2 separate regions of the Homo sapiens genome follow, and region 1 is linked to region 2. Evidence: chromatin contacts called from ENCODE Hi-C or POLR2A ChIA-PET data. All regions are on one chromosome and are shown on one strand. The core of a region is the stretch at or near the end of the contact, and the rest is flanking DNA. Distances in the headings are between cores, read along the strand shown. Region 1 holds the start of MEF2A (myocyte enhancer factor 2A). Region 2 has its middle 17 kb from the start of LINC03080.

Region 1 (4,267 bases), core at 852-3,351, 110 kb after region 2:
ATTTCTGCTGTGGCTGGACTCATAGTTGAGTTCTCTGCTTGACATTTTGAGGGTAACAATAGCATTGGAATGGGTAAGGGCTGGGCAGTCTGAGCTGAGTCTTCTGTGCCTCAGGAGGCTCAATTTCTGGAAGGGTGGGAGCCGGAGTGGAGCAATAAGGGTGAAAACATCTTTTGGAACAGTCTGTTTTCATTGCCTCTTCTTCCAGGGTGACAGCAGGTGGCAAGGAGAGGGCCACTGATCACTGTGCCCCCACTCCAGACCCTAAGTTTTAAAGGATAAGTATTAAACTCTTCTCGTCCTCTTGGAGCAGAAGAGCCAAATCCAGCCGGCTCTGCAGCTTCTGGCAGGTTAAAAAGCATGCATTTCCACATGACTTGCTGATTTACACCACATTTTGACATGTTTTAAAAACCTCCCTGCAGTTCCTTTTGCTGGCTCCCCTGAACACTGGTGTTGTGGAGCTCTGAGCAGAGCTCCAGGTTTATTTTCTGGCGTCTGCTGTCTATGTGCCGCCTTTGTTTTGGGCTCTCCCCAGCACATTGCCCCGTTGTCCTTGAGGGAGGAAGCCAGCCAGTCTCTGGCTTCCTTTGTAACTTCCCAGTTCCTCCACTCACAGCCTCTGCTCATCTGCTCACCCACCCCAACCACTTTGTTTTAAGTGCTGCGGGATTGAATTTCTCATCTTCAAATGCAAACAACCATTTGGCTTCGTGTCCATTACACAGGCACCTCTGGGGGCACATGCAGGCACTGTGGCCCCGAAAAACTCTTCAGAGGTGAGCGGCTTTCAGGATGAGAGGGCCAACAATGGCTCATCTCCTAAAGACCTCGATAAACATAATCAGTAGCCCCAGAAAACACAACAGCTGTCCCAAGCCTATCCCCTTTGCACCTATCTCAGAAAAGGCAACATGCAGAGTGGTCAGGAGTTCAAGTCCTCAGGGCCCTACTCTGAAGCTGTGACCCTGACAGGTCACTTTAGCGCTCAGCTTCCCTTTCCTCATCTGTAAAATGGGAATAGAAACTGAATCTGCTTCATGGGGCCTTGTAAGTATTACATAAGCTGTCATATGCAAAATGTCCATCACATAGTTCACCGCCCCAGGCATCCTAGAAACTATTAAGTCACGATAAGGAGGTTGCTACTGTCCTGGGACCTGGGGAGCTCGGCTGTCCAGTCCGAAAGGGCCTTCTCGCCCTCGAGACCCCTTCAAGTCCCTTTCTCTCCGGGCCCGGGTCCCAGAGTCCCCTTGTGCTTGCTCCTGAGGGTGACCTGCCCGTGCCCCGGGGCGAGCACAGGTGCGGCCCTGGCCACAATGCGGGCGTGGCGAGCCGACACCCGGGGAGGCCAAGGGCGCCTCGAGGGAGGGAGGGAGGAGGCTGACCCGGGCGTCCCGAAGGACCCGCCCGGCCCCGGACTCCGGGCGGCAGCCGGCCTCGCGCCCCGCCCCCGCCCCGGGAGCCCCGCCCAGTCCCGTCGCGCCGCGCCGCCCCACCGCCCGGGTTGGCTGCCCTGGAGGCCACGCGCGGCGATTTGCCACGCGCCGCGTCACCGGGCCGCTCCCGGCCTGGGCTCCCGGGGGCTGGTCAGGGAGGTGGCGGCGGCTGAGCGGCGGAGCGGGGGCGGCAGGGCGCGACGCCGCCGGGCCGCCCCGCCCTGGGAGGCGCCCGGGCCCTCATCAAGTGACCAGTATCCCTTCCAGGGGAACACGGTCCTTCAGAGGAAAGCGAGCTCCAACCCGCGGCCCCGGCGCCAAGCCGCCGTCATCTTCTTCCTGTGCCAGGTGATCGTCTCCTCACCCACCCGGAAAAACATAGTCCGCCCCCACGTCCTTGTGGAATAGCGCCCGCTTCCAAGCACCGTGACTCTCTTTGCCCTACCCTTGTCTTTCCCATTCCAATTACTCTAGAACCCACCGAGAGGATAATTCAGTCCTGAAAAGAAACTGATGGGGAGAAGCGAGGAAGGGAACCCAGGAGGGAGGGGAGGCAGGGCTGCGGAGGGACACCGAGGCGGCGGAGGTAGTGCGCACGCGCAGCACAGAACGAGTTCCGGTCTGGCCGAGGCTTGTCTCCTAAAAATAGCCCCGGTGTGGGGATCCGTGCGCGGATGTCCCGGCGAGTCCCGGGCTGAAAGAGGCGGCTCCGGGCGGCGCGAAGCGCTGGTGGCGGGCCCGGGCTGCGGCGTGTGCGCGCCCGCCAGCTGCTCCGGAGATACGGTGAGGGCCGCGGGCAGCGGGGCTCAGTCCGCGACGCCGGTAGTGCTGGAGGGGGGCGGCGTCTCGCTTAGGGGACCGAGTAGGGGTTGGGGTGGAGGTGCTGGGGCGGGGGACGGCGCGGCCGAGAGGGTCGCCCGGGGGGCTCCGGGGACCCCTGGACGAGGCCGTGTCCGGCTTGGAGGGGGCCAGGGTCGCGTTCGCGCATTGGCGGGGCGGGTAGGGTGCTGGGAGGCGGGTAGGGTGCTGGGAGGCGGCGAGGGGTGGTCGGGTCGGGGTCGGCGCTGAGGAGCTAGGCGCCCGGGGAGGTGGGGGCGGGGTGCCCTGAGGGCGGGCCGGTGGGGCTGGATGGGGCTCGGCTGGGCGGGCCGAGGGGAGCTCAGTCGCGCGGGCTGGTGGCGAGCAGCCTCCCCGGGCGCGCACCCCTTGGGGCCGGGGGGCGGTGGTGGACGTCGCCTCCTTGAAAGTTGAAGGAGTTCTCGGGAGACCCCGGAGAAGGTGCGCTCTGAGGGCCCTTTCCTTCCCCTTTTCCCTCCAAGCCCGGGGGTCTCCCCGAAGGGATTAGCCCCAAGTGCGGGGGGCCTTCTGCCCTGTTGGACTTGAAGAAGTTCCCCCACTTCTGCTTTGGGAGAAGATTGGTCTAACGGGGTGGAACGCTTAGGTACGAATTCTGTGAGTGTGTAGATGTCAGTGGCGGGGTCGGTGTTTGGGGCGGACACCTGCGGTTGCGGACGCCCGATCGTGCGGGGAGACGTCGCGGGGACAGAGGGGCTGCACAGGGAACCGCTGGCTGAACCCCTGCCATCCGGCTAGATCCCAGCTCGCAGAAAATATTTTTTGTGTTAGAAACTTTGCTTTTTGGCTCGATTTCATGCCTTTGAGCTGTGAGGGTTAAAGTAAGTGAGATAGTGCAAACAAGTTTGGAAAAGGTGAGCAATCCTGAATAAGAAAACAGTTTTTCTTTAAAAGTGTAACTATAGAATTGTTGCTCACATCCGAAATAGATTCCGGAGCTGTGAAGCGAGCCTCCTGTTATGGTCCAGCAGGGAACCGTGTGTAGCTTGAATATAACATAGTGTTAACCTGCGTTTTAGTTTACAGTGAGATTGGGATTCCAATAAATGCCCTATTAGAAAGGCCTGCTGTGATGTGTTAACAATAGCATATGTATTTTTAAACAAACATTGTCTTAACATTTTTTCGGGTTTTTAGCACAGTATGTTTCCCATGTGTCTTGTATCATCTATTACTATATGAAGAGGAGGTTCTCTAAAGCTGTAATTAGGTGTACATTACCCAAGAGTACTTTCCCTTTAAGAATCCAGCTGTGTTGTTTTGGCAACTGCTAAGTACTCTAGTTGTCAGTTTTAGAATCTGTGTTACCTTGGCAGTTCTTGAACAGTCTGTGGAAAAGGTAAACAAAATAGTTCTTTTTTAAACATACAAAAATGACATTTCTTTTAATATGAATTTAGGAAGTGAGGATAAAAATGACTGCATTGTGCCTTTATGGCTTTTGTATGTACTGTGTGTGTGTGTGTGTGTGTGTGTGTGTGTGTGTGTATTTTTGGAGAGCTCAGTCTCCATTTCTTTTTCTGTAAATTACAACTTTTGTTTTAGGGAATCAAGAGTTTTCACTAAAGCAGATGCTGATTTAGATTAGTTTATATTAAATGTCATAAACACACACCTGTATATCATAAAACATTAAGATCAGTATTTGTTATATATGGTGACACATTGACAATAGAATCACCTTTATTTTAATTCTCAGTGAGCATTGTTGCAAAAAGTTGTGATAATGGTGTTACAATAATCAAAAGTACTCTGAAGAGCTAAAACTGGTGATTTGAATGTTTGTAGACTCTAGATTAACAGTTTTGTTGAAGAGTGTGGTTCCAGTAGCTACTTAGTGAAAACAGTGACTGTGAAGTAATGGTGACCTCTCTAAACGCAATTATTTGCTTACCTATTTCCTTTAATTCACACTATGGTTATATATAAAATTGTGGTTTGATTTCATATTAGAACAAAAGTGTTAAAATTAC
Region 2 (4,029 bases), core at 1,327-3,826:
ACCATTGCACTCCAGCCTGGGCAACACAGCAAGACTCCGTCTCAAAACAAAACAAAACAAAACAAAGCAAAACAAAAAAAAGCAGAATGAGGTTGATACCTAAGTTCTGGAGTTGGCAAAAGGTGGGTGGATCTAAGATCTATTTATTAGGTGAAAGTGTGGAGCGCTGAGCAGTGTGGTGCTGGGAGTGATCCCATCTGTGTGAGAACGTGAATAAAGGAAGGTACCTCCAGGCAACGGCCCTGGGAGTAAGAAGTTTGCCTTCTGTGGTCTCCACTCTGTATCGTAGGGTTCTCAGACTCTGGTGCCTCAGGGTCCCCTGGAGGTCTTGTTCAAACACAGTCTGCTGGGCCCACCCCCAGGGTGTCTGATTCAGCAGGTCTGGCGGTGAGTGGTGAGGTGGGGAGGAGGCAGAATCTGCATTTCCAGCAAGTTCCCAGGCAAGGCTGCAGCCGCTGCTGCTGCTCCAGGAGCCCCACTTTGAGAAGCCCTACCGTAGTGTTCACATTTGGGCACCATGTGCAAGTATCGGTTTTATAGTATTTTTTAAATAATAATTTATGAAAATGATCCCTGGGCCAGACTCTTCTCCACCCACGCCAGTGGTTTGTTGTCTTCACCTTGTCGGTCGGGAAACCACTCCCTGTGTCTAAGCCCCGTCTCTCTGGCTTCGTTCCAACCACCGCCTCTCCGCAGTGAGGTCAGCTACTCACAGGAAGGATAAGCCACGCTTAGAACAAAGCTCCCACCCACTGGAAGACAATGACCAGACCCCCGCCCCTTGAGCCTTCTGTCTAAGAGCAGAGCTCCAAACCCTTATTTTCGGCACTAGAGCAGCCCTTTCCTGGTTGCATAATCACAAGCCTCAGCCTCAGCTTCCCGCTCCTTCCCCCTAAGCTAGAGGATGTGCAAAAGGAACGCTGACACCTGTGTCTGTGGAAAGGTTATGACTTCCCTGTGACGAGCCAGAAAGCTCAGAGCCCGACTTGCAGGAGCCTGTGCACCCAGAGACTTGCCATTATAAAACCAAGAATGAAACTGTGCATTGGGAGGAGAGGACGTTGGAGTCCTCCTTCAGAAGGCCGGTTCTGTCTCATGAACCCCGTTTGAACCTCTTGGCTGTGAAGGTGAAGGCAGGGTCTTGGGACAACCTCCAGGTCACCCCAGGAGGAGGCCCCAGCAGTGGGGCTCTGATCACTGTGGCAACCCAAATTCCCTGCTCAGAGGTTCTAGACACTCTCTGCCCTCCTTGCCCCTAAATAAGTGGAATTGAGTCATGCCCACGGTCCTCTCCCATCCAGCACCCCTATGAAGCTGGTGGCCACCATGCAGAGCCCAGAGAGGGACATCTCACCCTCAGTGTCCTGAAAATCATGTAGTAACACAATGCCTTGGAGCACATACCTGCTGAGTGGAGTGGCAGTGTCCCTTGGCCACCCGGTCCCTTCTCATGCACCTCACAGCCTCACAGAGGGGCTGCTCCCAGCCCCCTCCCGACCTGCCTCCAGCAACCCACCTCCCCCTTTCCTCCTCCTCTCTCCTTCTGCCCAGGGAAGCAGTGACCCATCTCCCCTCTGTCCATCCTTCACATGCTCCCTCCATTTCTGCTTTCAAAAGAGGGAGAAAACATTTTGATTATGAAGCATTTCCAGGGCTGTTTAGGTTTGCCATTGCTAGGTCTTTTGTTTGCCTTTCCTCCTAGCCTCCACCTGGGTTGAGGCAACATTATTATCTCCTCTGTACAGGTGAAGAAATGCTAATTGAGAAAGGCCACGAGACGGCCAAGTTCAGACACCCATGCGGCCTGGAGCAGGGCAGAGGCCCTGCCACCTAATCGCAGGGCCTGGCGGTGTGCGGGACACAGAGACATCGGACCCTCGTTCCAGAGCCAGTGACTGCTGGAGGGAGACACGAGCGCCCCGTGGTAGCAACAGAATTGAAGAGGGTGAGAGTGCAAATCCTACCTGGTCAGAGGCAAATCCTACCTAGGTCTGAATTGAGGGATGATGAGGAAGAAGGGAGGTGGGCAATGGTTGAGTCAGGGCTTCATCCTCTGTACTTCTACCAGCCTTTTAACCCTTCAGTTGTTCTCACAATCGTATCCTCACTTGATTCCTAGAAGCACCACGGGTAGTCGGGAATGTCAGGGGAACCATGGCTCTTGGGCACAGAGACGCATCCCAGGTCACACTGCTTGGCTGTGATGACTTCAGTGAGCTCTTTCTAGCCAGGGGATATGTTATAGGCTTTGTGAGTCCAGTGTCGAGAAGCAGGAGGCCCTGTTCTGCCCGGTGGCCATCTGGGAGTGGGGTCACTGTGACCCTGCTGTGTGTGGCCAAGGTGGCAAGGAGCATCGAGTCCACTGAGACCAGACAGGAGCCCACTCCGCTCCTGCCCCGCCTCCACCTCCCACCTCACCACCTGGTTTTTGTTCCAGGCAGCCACATTTCTCAGCTTTCCCCCAAGCTGAGACCTGGAGGGGATCCAGTTTGACCAGTGAGTTGCACGTGGCAGGGTGCCGGGACGCCTGGGGAAGTGTGGTGTTCCAGACACAGCCACCGCCCTGTCTCCTCGCTGCTTCCTGCCTGAATGCAGAAGCGGAGTCCGGCTGGGGGTGGCCATCTGGCGACTCTGAGGACAGAGTCTATGCTTGGGATGGCAGAGCCGGATGCTCAAAGGAGCCTGGATCCCCAGCACTTCCTCATGTGGCTCCACCAGCCCTGCCTGCTTCTGGACTTGCTCTATAAGAAAACGAAACTCCTGTCAGGTTCAGTGGCTGTGGTCGGCTGTGGTCAGGGGCAGCTGAACAGAACTTGAAGTCTCAAAGGTCATGAAGCCCATCAGAAAACAGGAGCTCCCTGGCGCCTGCAGCCTCTTGGTCTCAGATCCAGCTCCTGGGACCTCAGGGCCTGCCCCTTCTCCTGCCTTGCACCCCAAAGCCTGCCTGGGACCCACAGCCCCCTCCCTGCGGCTGCTGGGAGCTGCGAGTGGCACCCACGCACTCTGGGCCTGGTCTTTCGGCCACGACACTCGCCACCTCTGCTGGGCAGTCTCAGTAAGTATTACTCCTTCCACGCAGGCCAACTGTAGGTGGCCGGAGGACAGTCGAGCAGTTCCTTCTGTCTGTCCTGCCATCCACAGCGGCCAGTCTTGCCCAGATCCATGTGGTCTCAGGACTGTGCTGAGGGGTCCAGGGAGGCTGCTGTTTTCCCCAAGTTACGCACAAAGCAACCATAGGTGAAGGGGCTTGCTGGGGGCCTGTGGCTGGTGAGTGGTAGAGATGGAAGCAGAACCTCATTCAGATGTCCCTGTTCTGTGGCTCTCAAAGGGAAGATCCCTGAGCACACATCAGAATCACCCAGGACATTGCTCACGATGCACACTCCCCAGCCCCACTCCAGGCCTACCAAACTGGGATGTCTGGGGAAGATTCCCAGGAATCTGCATGGTTGGGCACCCCCCTCACAGCCCAGGCATGATTCTGGTGCACACCGAAGACCAAGCACCTCTCTTGAGCTGAGCTCTCTCCCCAGGCATGATTCCGGTGCACGCCGAAGACAAGCACCTCTCTTGAGCTGAGCTGTCTCCCCAGGCATGAGGGTCAGACCTGCAAGGTGTCAAGTGCAAGCCTCCATCTCATGGTTCGTGGTTCCAGGTGATGACCCTGAGCCCAGCACCCCAGAACACAGAAGCACTTTCAGCCTGCAAAACAGCCAAAAATCCTGATGCCCAGGCTAAAACCTAGACCAGAGAAATCTGAATCTGTAGGGGTGAGACCCAGGCACGGGCACTTTTAAAAGTTCCCCTAGTGATTCCAAGGCCAGAGCTGCCTGTCCCCAGGCTGCGTAGGGGAGAAAGATGCTTCTTCCTGGGGGAAGGTGGTGGGGTGAGGCTATTAAACACACAACTAGGCCCCACCCCAGAGTTTCCCATCCAGCAGGTCTTGGGAGGGCCCAAGAATTTGCACTTCTATCAAGTTCCCAGGTGGTGCTGGTGCTGCCGGACTGGGAGCCACACTCTGAGAACCCC

Evidence for each region. A loop is a pair of places that touch in the nucleus more often than their neighbours do. ChIA-PET counts read pairs that join two places held with the same protein, here RNA polymerase II (POLR2A). Pooled maps may share reads with other maps.
Region 1: a loop to region 2 is called in a map of heart right ventricle, with 13 times the contacts of the local background. The contact joins the promoter of MEF2A here to the enhancer-like site in region 2. A Hi-C loop is called at or near these places in 34 of 168 maps with a recorded cell type or tissue (B cell, CD14-positive monocyte, CD4-positive, alpha-beta memory T cell and 16 more), 21 of 37 single-sample maps with no recorded cell type and 34 of 50 pooled maps. POLR2A ChIA-PET finds 5 or more read pairs at or near these places in 12 of 52 experiments (A549, AG04449, AG04450 and 9 more).

What each region holds. Positions count from the first base shown.
Region 1 is chr15:99,563,883-99,568,149 of GRCh38, forward strand. MEF2A (myocyte enhancer factor 2A) reads left to right here and starts at 2,102. Exons shown (of 12, transcript NM_001319206.4): 1 at 2,102-2,222. RefSeq lists silencers at 1,273-1,712, 2,553-2,602 and enhancers at 1,424-2,399, 2,400-3,373.
Region 2 is chr15:99,450,340-99,454,368 of GRCh38, forward strand. No RefSeq gene overlaps it. Among named protein-coding and RNA genes, the nearest start is that of LINC03080, 17 kb to the left of the region's middle. RefSeq lists an enhancer at 2,589-2,898. Within about 2 kb of position 2,577, at least 26 of the 41 ENCODE cell types and tissues checked have a DNase peak (open chromatin) inside an H3K27ac peak, as active enhancers do; they include B cell, CD14-positive monocyte, ascending aorta and 5 more, where a contact is called at or near this core.